Linked DNA regions of Homo sapiens: region 1 is linked to region 2. The links are chromatin contacts, found by Hi-C or POLR2A ChIA-PET in ENCODE. All regions are on one chromosome and are shown on one strand. The core of a region is the stretch at or near the end of the contact, and the rest is flanking DNA. Distances in the headings are between cores, read along the strand shown. Region 1 has its middle 11 kb from the start of FERMT2. Region 2 overlaps STYX (serine/threonine/tyrosine interacting protein).

What was found. A loop is a pair of places that touch in the nucleus more often than their neighbours do. ChIA-PET counts read pairs that join two places held with the same protein, here RNA polymerase II (POLR2A). Pooled maps may share reads with other maps.
Region 1: a loop to region 2 is called in a pooled map, with 4 times the contacts of the local background. The contact joins two enhancer-like sites. A Hi-C loop is called at or near these places in 5 of 168 maps with a recorded cell type or tissue (PC-3, ascending aorta, chondrocyte and 2 more) and 14 of 50 pooled maps. POLR2A ChIA-PET finds 5 or more read pairs at or near these places in 3 of 52 experiments (H1, HepG2 and activated CD4-positive, alpha-beta T cell).

What each region holds. Positions count from the first base shown.
Region 1 is chr14:52,959,164-52,964,795 of GRCh38, forward strand. No RefSeq gene overlaps it. Among named protein-coding and RNA genes, the nearest start is that of FERMT2, 11 kb to the left of the region's middle. Within about 2 kb of position 2,133, at least 12 of the 41 ENCODE cell types and tissues checked have a DNase peak (open chromatin) inside an H3K27ac peak, as active enhancers do.
Region 2 is chr14:52,738,184-52,743,281 of GRCh38, forward strand. The region is part of intron 1 of STYX (serine/threonine/tyrosine interacting protein); the gene reads left to right. Among named protein-coding and RNA genes, the nearest start is that of STYX, 11 kb to the left of the region's middle. Within about 2 kb of position 3,753, at least 3 of the 41 ENCODE cell types and tissues checked have a DNase peak (open chromatin) inside an H3K27ac peak, as active enhancers do.

The DNA.
Region 1 (5,632 bases), core at 883-3,382, 220 kb after region 2:
GCTGAGGCAGGAGAATCCCTTGAACCTGGGAGGCAGAGGTTGCAGTGAGCCAAGATCGTGCCACTGCACTCCAGCCTGGGTGACAGAGCAAGACGCTATCTCAAAAAAAAAAAAAATGTTGATGTGTGGTAGTAATATTATGAAAGCAATGTTCAAGTAAGATTAATCTGGTAAAAACATGCATGATGGTTTGAAAGAGCTAGGGACTGGAATCTGAAAGGTTGGTTCGGAATCTGTTCATAACTTAGATGTAAGAAAAAAACCTTTGGTTGGTAAGATAAATAATAGGGGGTGGAGGATGCAGGGGATTTCAAAAATAGTATTAACAAAAAGTTTCTGAGCATTTTTGATGTTCCAGGCACTGTCAAGTCACTTTAAATGTTCCTTACAATAACCCTTAGTTTTTATTACTATCCTTATTTAATGTGAGTTCACTGATGGACAGATCGGTTATCTGGTTATACAACTTGTCCTAAATAAGCCACACAGCTGGTATGTGGAAGATCTGGGACTAAAACCTAGGTCTAAAAAAAAGATGGTCATAAATGCTTCAAAGTTTTTATGCTGAGGTGACTGGAATAACAGGGGTACTCCTGGACAGGGAAATGGAAGTTTAAAGGAGATGATTTCAGGGAGCCAGGTAAAGATGAAGAGTTTTTAAAAAGTAATACTGAACTTGGGGTGAAAGCATCACATTCAGTGGAAATGTTTAAAGGACAATTAGATAAAGAAGGCTGGCAGTCTTGTGAGACGATCAGATCACACAGAGAAGTCATTAACACAGAAGTGAGCCCTAATGAATGGCTCAGAGTCCCCAAATGAGGCTGCCCCTTGGGTCGCTGTTCCCCACAGGCAGAAGTAGGAAGAAGAGTTATCTAAGGTAACAGAGAAGAAAGGATCAGAGCTGAGAAAAGAATCAGATTAGTTAGGTGAGCCAAAAAAAAAAAAAAGAAGAAAGAAAAACTATTTGAAGAAAGAAAGGTTGGTCAACAGTATCAAATGACATAGAAAAGTTCAGGAAAATAGTGACTGGCAAAAGTTACTCTTAACCTTGCAGAGGACAATTCTAAAGCTGATGGAAAACAGATTTCCAAGAGTTAAAGAAGATAAAGGGAGGTTTGCCAGGGAAAGAAAAGCAAGAAATAAGATGGTAATTTGGAGGTGCACCAGAAACAAAGACACTTTTCAAAGCAAAGAAGACCTAAGCACGAGTAAAGACTATGAAAAACGTAAGGGGGATTTAGATTGATTTGTGGTTATCAGGAAGAACAAAGGAAAAAAAAAGAAAAAGAGAATATAAGAGGAAATATTTGTTTAAAAGATTCTTCATTGGGATAATTCCAAATATCCAGGAGGAAATAGGAAAAGCCCTGCCAAGCTAGAAGAAATACACATCAATTTTCAAGATTGGGTTGTTGGAAGGCTTTAACCATCTTATAAAAGTAGAAAGGCCCAAGAGGCTAGAGTAAGTTGATCACAAATGTATTTAAACAAATACTGTCAATATTAGTCAACGAGAGGGTGGGGCTGCTTGAGTTATTGTGCTGATCGGATGGAAGCCCTTCCCAGGTCAGATCTGGGCCAGGATGTAAGAAAGGAAGGATGTGATTGAGATTAGTTTCAGTATAACTAGGGCAGAGAGTCAGAGGCCATAGAGAAACCAGCGGTGACAGCACAGAAGTGCATTTGCCAGCCTAGAAGTGCTGCTGCCACCTGTGAGAGTCACTGGAAATCCACAGGCCAAGAATCCAGTCCTCACAGCTGCCTTCATCCTACAATGATGGATCAGTGTTTCCTTGTTAATAAACATGTAGGCTTCTCCCTGATTTTTAGTGTTATTTATTGTCTAGCTGGTTCCTCCTAGTTTTGGGTGGCAGGTAAACTGCTGACTCTCAAACCCATTCTGAGAAATGTTCCCTACCCTTTGTCCTTTGTAACACAATGTCCTCTTTAAATGCATAAACCCTCTGTTCTTTCCCAGGAGTTGCAATTCCACTAAAAGAGCCAAACCAGAAAGTCATCTAAAATTTCAACTGCCCTAGGGCCAACTCAGTCCACCTTGGAAGGACAGAAGTGCATGTTATCTACTAGCTCTTGAGAGGGTGCTCTCAGGTGACAGGGAACAGAACAGCAGCTGAACATTGCCATCTGGTGCCTGGGAGGTGTCACTGTATAAACCTTTCTTCTCTCTTGAACTAAATTCAACAAATAATTCATTAAGAATTTAGGCTCGGTGCAGTGGCTCTTAAGCCTGTAATCCCAGCACTTTGGGAGGCCGGGTGGCTGGGGCGGGGTGAGGGGGTGGACCACTGGCATCCAGGAGTTTGAGATCAGCCTGGCCAACATGGTAAGACCCCGTCTCCACCAAAAATGCAAAAAATTAGCTGGGCATGGTGGTGTTCCCCTGTAGTCCCAGCTACCTGGGAGGCCAAGGTGGGAGGATTGCTTGAGCCCAGGAAGTGAAAGCTGCAGTGAGCTGTGATCGTGTCACTGTACTCTAGCCTGAGTAACAGAGTGAGACTCTGTCTCAAAAAAAAAAAAAAAAAAAAAAAGAAAGAAAGAAAGAAAGAAAGAAAATAAAAGGGAGAATTTAGGCCGGGTGTGATGGCTCATGCCTCTATCCCAGTGCTTTGGCTTGGGAGGCCACGATGCAAGGATCACTTGAGGCCAGGAGTTCAGACCAGCCTGGGCAACAGAGCAAGATGCTATCTCTAAAATAAAGCAAAACAAATACAAGAACTTAGTAAACAAATGAAAATGTGTCCCTACACCTATTAAAAGATACACTCTTGACCAGGGGTGGTGGCTTAGGCCTGTAATCCCAGCACTTTGAGAAGCCAAGTCAGGTGGATTGCTTGAGCCCAGGAGTTCAAAACCAGCCTAGGCAACATGAGGAGACCCCCCCAACCTATAAAAAATTTTTAAAACTTAGCCGGCCATGGTAGCATGCACATGTTGTCCTAGCTACCTGGGATGCTGCAATGGGAGGATCACTTGAGTCTGAGTCTGGGAGGTCGAGGCTGCAGTGAGCCGTAATTGCACCACTGTACTCCAGCCTGGGTGACAGAGTGAGACCCTGTGTCAAAAAAAAAAAAAAGATAACTCTTCATTTTTAGGTTCCATATAATTTCCTTCACCATATAAACAGACTCTACTATCTTCCATTTAGATACATAAAGAAACAAGTCCCTCTCGATCACATATCTCCCTATATTTTTACTTCTGTGTTCCTTTAAACACAAAACCACTCAAATGAAAGGCCTGTATGTAATAGCTTTGCTTTCTCAATTTTCGATTACTTTAAAACTCACCCCCACATTTGCATCTGAAGAAAACATGTCACCTCAAAATATGCTTCTTTTTTTCACATCTGTATGAATCAAAACTGCCTCTTTGACATAAAAATTATTTTTGAGCTAAAGGCAATTAAGATGCAGTAGAGGAAAAGCTCTCTTTATCCAACCTCCTTTTCTGCCTAAAGACAGGCTATAAATTCTCCTTTGCTGGAGACCACTCTAGACTCTTACCAACCCAAACATGGCACCAGAGTGATTTGCAAACAAATTTTATCTGTTAGTTTCCTCCAATATATTTAACTTTCCTTAGAAGTCTAAAATTGCTTTTCTTTGTCTGTTCTCTACAAATGTATTGTTCTTTGTTGAAGATGCTGTATATGCTGTATAAGCCATTGATCTGAGTTACTTTTCATTGAAATTTCTCCCAGATGATGTGTGCTGTATGCATTAATTAAATTGTTTGTTTTTCTTTTGTTAATCTGTCTTTTGTTATAGGCATCCCAGCTAAGAACTACGAGGGGTTGAGGGAAAATTATTTTTCCTCCCCAATACCTCTGTTTCTATCAGTCCACTGAGTCAGTTTTTTAATGTCACCAATAATCCTCATGTGGCATAAGAAATGGTGCCCTTTCCATCCTTTTCTTCGAATTCTCTCAGCCGCTTGCCCACTCTCTCTTTCTGAACACACACTCCTCTTGGAGTCTGGACATTGCCGTCTTTGAGCTTTTCCTCTACCTCTCTTTTCTCATTTTTCAGACTTCCTTGCTTTCTTGCTGGCTCATCCTCTAGCTGATCTCTGAAGTCAGCATGCTATAGTACCTCTTTTCTTCTCTACATACATTCTCTCTCCAGCTGATCTCCTCATACCTTGAGGCTTAAAATACTATCTCTCTGTTGATGATTTCCAAACCTCTAGCCCAGACCTGTGCTTGAAGCTCCAGACCTGTAGATCCATGTGTAGTAGGCACTTCAAACTAAAATGTGCAGTGTGAGACTCTGGACTTTTCCTCCAATATCTACTTCTGCCCCAGTATTTTTCATCCCATCAGATAATATCACCATTCAACCCATTTGCTCAACTTACAAACTAGGAGTCAACCTTGATTTTCCACTTTCCTTTACTGCCAGTCTGCAATGACTAGTTTAACACTACATCCTGTTGGTCTGTCTCTAAAACAGATCCCAAATTGTTCCACTTTTCTCCACCTCCACCACCCCACCCTAATCTTAGCTACTGTCTTCTCACTTATATTATTTATTCAGTAGCCTCCTAAGTGGCCTCTCTGATCTTTCCCCTTCCAATCCATTTCACTACACAGCAGCCAGAGTGATCCTTTAAATCTGTAAATCACAACATTTACTCTTCTCTTAATAACATCAGTAGCTTTCCATCACACTTAGAATAGAATCCAAACTCCTTATCATGGCTTGAAAGGCCTCACAGGATCTGGACCGTCTACCTTGCTGACCTCTTGCTCACTGTATCCAGTCATTCAGGACTCCTTACTTTTCTATCTTAGCACATACCATTCCCTTGGCCCCCAGGCTTTTCCCTGCCTCTTCTTGTGGCTCTATGTTTCTCAGCCCCAGTATCATCCCTCAGCAAGGCTTTTCCTGGCCAGGCAGTCTGTAGTAGCCTTTACCACACTGCATCCCCACCACCCCATTACTTTCTATTTCCTCATTTGCTTTTGTTCTCCTATAAAACTTACCAAGAATTCAAAATTATCACATTTGTTTGTTAGCTTATGATATTGTTTGGCTCTGTGTCCCCACCCAAATCTCATCTGAAATTGTAATCCCCATGTGTCCAGGGAGGGAAGTGATTGGATCAAGGGGGCAGTTTTCCCCATGCTGTTCTCGTGATGGGGAATGAGTTTTCATGAGATCTGATGGTATTATAAGTGCCTGGCATTTCCCCTGCTTGCACTCACTCTCTCTCCTGACACCATGTGAAGAAGGATGTATTTGCTTCCCCTTCTGCCATGATTTTAAGTTTCCTGAGGCTTCCCAGCCATGTGGAACTATGAATTAATTGAAGCTCTTTTCTTTATAAATTACCCAGTCTCAAGTATTTCTTTATAGCAGTGTGAAAACGGACTAATACAGCATATTTGTCTTCATCCCAGCCAGCCTTCTTTTCTACCATTATAAGAGCCCCTTGAAGGGAGAGACTTTCCAATTCCATGCACTGGCACCATTCCAGCTCCGTGGGCACAATTCATGTCATGATCATGTGAATAGAGGTCCCTAAGGCTCCCAGCCTTGTTCTACTTTGTTCACAGCCATATCTCCCAAGCACCTAGCATAGTACCTGGCACATGACTGGTGCTCAA
Region 2 (5,098 bases), core at 2,503-5,002:
TGAACTTTTCTGTGAGAGAAAGCTTTCTAGGTTTCAAAGGATCCATACCTATTGCAGTAATTACTAATGTTCTCTGAAGAAGGCTTCTTATCTGTCCTGTGACTAGGAATAATTTTTCATTCCCTCCTACTATACAACTTGCTTTTCCCTCTTATAATATCTTCCATATATATATATATCTCAAGAGAGTCTTTCATGTTGTATTACATATAACCTTATGGAAAGCTCAAAAGTTCTTTGAAGCCTCTTGTTTTGCTAAAAGGTTCAGGTAAATTTTGCATTCTATCCCATATGTGCCTGTTTGTTTTAATATAAAAATTGTTTAAATTAGTAACCAGTGAAAATACTGTTTCTCCCTAAAGAATTTTTTTGATAAAATTGATACTTCAGTGGCTTTGAGTGTCTTTTGGCATATTGCCAAATGAAGGTGTTGAGGAAATGCCACTCCAAAATATGACACCTTGATATATTGATTACTTTAAGTTGGAAACACTTGCAAAGTAGCAAATGCAAAGAAACACTTTCTCTGAACTCCTGTTACCTACCTAAGGACAGATCCTCCAAAAGAAGCTCAGTTTGCTCCTAGGGAGTTTGATCAACCAGGGAAGATTGTCTCTTATCACTGGAGAGGAGAGTAAAAGTCAGCACCACACCCAGACAAACTGACACAAAGTATCATCTATTATTATTCTAAGGGCCCATTTATCTTTCTCCAGAATTGTTCTTCTAAATTGCCTGTATACCTCTACCCCCATGCTATATAAAGGGTATATAAACTCCTAAATATCACTTTTTTTTTTTTTGTATACACGTTTCTTTCCTGTGATACCCCCATGCACATAATGAATCTGTATACCTTTTCTCCGTTTAGTTTATTTCATAGACTGGTTTGAAATATCACGGATTTTGTTTGTTTTTGGTATACACTTTTTAAAAATACCACTTTTTTTTTTTTGGTATACACTTTTCTTTCCTGTGATACTCCCATACACATAATAAATTTGTATACATTTTCTCCATTTAGTTTATTTCATAGACTGTTATCGAATCCTGATGGTAGAGGGAAAGTCTTCCTTGCCTTACACAAGTATTTCCCAGAATATATTTACACCATTCCTTGATATGTGTTGCCCTGTTTTTTTTTCTTTAATTACACAAAATTTAGTGATTTCACTTTAGATAAATTCAAAAGTACTCATTTCTTTAATTGATTTTCTTCTTTATCACAGCTCTGACAAGTTGCTTCAGGAAGATAAGGCTGGCTGTTAGACTACTTGAGAATCTTTTAAAAAGAAAAAAGTCAATAACATTTAGTGCAGTAGATCTCTGAAATGCATCTATTTTGTGCTTATTCTGTGTCAGGCACTGTGCTTATCATTAGGGGTACCATGACTAAAAAGAGTATTTGGCCTAAAGTCTTTAAAAACTGTTTTCTTTTTCCTTTCTTTCTTTTTTTTTTTTTTTTTTTTTTTCGTTGAGATAGGGTCTGTCTCTGTTGCCCAGGCTGGAGTGCAATGGCACCATGATGACTCACTGCAGCCTCGACCTCCCAAGCCCGAGTGATCTTCCTGCCTCAGCCTCCCAAGTAGCTAGGACCTCAGTCATGCACCACCACCGCACCTGGCTAATTTTTTAATTTTTGTAGAGATGAGGTCTCCCTATATTGCCCAGGCTGGTCTTGAACTCGGGCTCAAGCTATCCTCCTGCCCCAGCCTTCCAAAGGGCTGGGATTGCAGGTGTGAGCTACCATACCTGGCTAAAAAACTCATATATAAAAAGATTACCATAACACATTGGTAAGTTAAAGAATCTAGGCTGGGCGCGGTGGCTCATGCCTGTAATCCCAGCACTTTGAGAGGCCGAGGCAGGTGGATCATGAGGTCAGGAGTTCAAGACCAACCTGGCCAAGATGGTGAAACCCCATCTCTACTAAAAATACAAAAATTAGCCAGGTTTGGTGGTGGGCGCTTGTAATCCCAGCTACTCAGGAGGCTGAGGCAGATAATTGCTTGAACCTGGGAAGCGGAGGTTGCAGTGAGCTGAGATCGTGCCACTGCATTGCACTCCAGCCTAGGCGACAGAGCGAGACTCCGTCTCAAAAAGAAAAAAAAAGTATCTAGTAAACAATTACATTTCCCTCATTGCTGGCTTAGAAATTACATGCTTTATTTCTATTCTGTTAATATCCATAAATTAGTCATTATTTTATGCAGCCAATATTTGTTTAATTGTAACTGTATGTTTGCCGTAAAGTTCATTCTTACATTGAAAGACTGTATAGTATATTGATTCAGAGAATGAACTCTGGGTTCAGACTCTCTGGATCCAAAATCAAGTTACTTAGGTTCTCTATGACTAAAATAGACAGTGATAGTATCCCTTCTTCAAAGAACATTTTAACTTTTTTTCTTTAAAGATATTTTTCCGAGCATATATTCTTAATTAACAGTTGTTTTTGTCCTGCCACTATGAATGAATTATTTGTGTCCTCTGGCTTCTGTTCATGCAATTGAGAAGTCAGTGTCCATCTGATTGTCCTTCCTTTGTGTGTAATCTGTCTTTTGTCTAGTTGATCTTTTTTAATAAAGGTAAAATTTATATAGTGTAATGTACAAATAGTAAGTGTGCAGTTCATTGAGTTTTGATGAACATACACTAATCCACCCCATCAAGATACAAGAACATTCTATTAGCATAGAAGGTTACATCTATTTCCAGGCATTTCCTCTCCCATTCCACAATAGGAAACCAGATTTCTATCAACATAGATTAGTTTTCCTTGCTCTTGAACTTGATACAAATGGAATCATGCAAATGGACTCTTTTGTGTGTGGCTTTCTTCACTGAGCATAATGTCAATGAAATTCATCCATGTTGTTGTGTTTATGAGTACTTCGTAGACTTTTATCCCTGAGTACTACTATTCCTTTGTATGAAGAGACCATAGACATTTGAGTTCTTTGAGACTACAATAAATAAAGCTGCTATAAATATTCATGTATAAGTCTTTGTGTGGATATATGTTTTTATATATATATATATATATATTTTTTTTTTGGTAAAGCCTAGGAGTGGAATGGCTAGATATTATAATAGGGTAGGTGTATGTTTACCATTTCATTTTACATTCCCACCAGCAATGTGTGAGAGTCCCAGTTGCTCCACATCATCACCAGCATTTGGTGTTGTCAATTTTTTTAACTTTAACCATTCTAATGGTAGGTAATGATATCTTTTGATTTTACTTTTGAGTTTCGTGTGTGTGTGTATGAGAGATGGAGTCTCACTCTGTCACCCAGGCTGGAGTGCAGTGGTGCAATCTCGGCTCACTGCAGCTTCCACCTCCCAGATTCAAGCAACTCTCCTGCCTCAGCCTCCCGGGTAGCTGGGACTACAGGCGTGCCACCTCCATGCCTGGCTAATTTTTATATTTTTAGTAGAGACAGGGTTTCACCATGTTGCCCAAGCTGGTAAACTTCTGAGCTCAAGTGATCCGCCTACCTCAGTCTCCCAAAGTACTTGGTAATTTACAGGTGTAAGCCACCGCACCTGGCCTATTCACTGATTTTTAATTTCAATTATACTTCTTATTTCTACATATTCTGTGTTTTTAAAAATCAATTTCTTAGTCTGGTCATATTTTGATACTCTAATTTCTTTAAATTTTTTATATTTTTCGTTATTGCTTATAATATCTGCAGTTTTGTAAGTGTAACTCAGTTGTTTCTGCTTCCTGTGGTGGCTCATTTCCTGTTTTTAAATTAGTTTTTGATTGTGAGCTTGTTGGGACTTTATCTGTGTGAATTATTTCTGATCTAGGTTTAAGGTGTGTTTTTCTAGAGAATATGCATTTGCTTCTTCCAGGAATCCAGGGATGCAATCTACCCAGGACCACTTACATTAAATTCTCACTTGGCCTCACAAAAGTAACTGAATTCTAACCCCAAACTTGAGTGGATGCCAGATTGTGGTTAGGAAGACCCCACTCCACCACTACCAATACCTACCCAGAGCCAAAGCTAGGAAGGACAAGAGTACTCACTTCTGTGGGATGAGTTGAGTTTTTGTTTTTCTTTCTTTCCCTAGTTTATCTTTCACTGAGGATGTTGCCTTTGGGAGTTCTAGCTTTTTGGTCTTGATCTGAGTTCGACTTTGAGCAGATCATAGACTTTGTCTTATGTTTACAAGTACGTTTCCACTTAAAATAAGGCCGTAGTGAAGATGTAGAACAACTAGAAGTCCCATACATTGCTGGTGGGAGTGTACAGTGGTTTTACAAAACTTTTGGCAGTATCTAGTAAAGCCAAACATAGGCCTACCCTGTGTCAAAAGACAAAATTACAACAAATTTAGCTTAAAAATCTAACTCACTTTTATTAGTGGTTCATGAATCAGGCAGTGTGTCATCAAAAGATTTAGAAAAGGCATTTCAGTGTGCTGAGCAGAGGAAGTTGAATTTATAGGCAAAATCTAGCTAAATAAAGCAGAAATGAAACAAAAAGTGGATTGGTCATTTCAAAGTTAGTTTCTTTATAGTATTAAAACACAGGGGACTTCCTTATGCTGGCTCAGGATAACTGGCCTCCTTCTGATTGATTGCTATGAATCTTTTGATTTTTTTTTTTTTTTTGAGATGGAGTTTCACTGATGTTGCCTAGGCTGGAGTGCAATGCCACGATCTCAGCTCACTGCAACCTCCGCTTCCAGGTTCAAGCGATTCTCCTGCCTCAGCCTCCCAAGTAGCTGGGATTACAGGCTCCCGCCACCATGCCTGGCTAATTTTTGTATTTTTAGTAGAGATGGAGTTTCACCATGTTGGCCAGGCTGGTCTCAAATTCCTAACCTCAGGTGATCCACCCGCCTCAGCCTCCCAAAGTGCTGGGATTACAGGTGTGAGCCACCGCGCCCGGCTTTTTGATTTTTTTAAACTGTCATTACTCGGGGTTTATAGTCTACTACTATATTGCTGAGAACAGTTTTCAAGATTAAAAATAAAAATGTTTTCTGTTTCTCTTAGTTAAAAAAAAAAACCTGTCTCTCATTGTAGGATTATTATTCTCTCTTTTCATTATAGATGTATACTATTTCTACCTTCTGT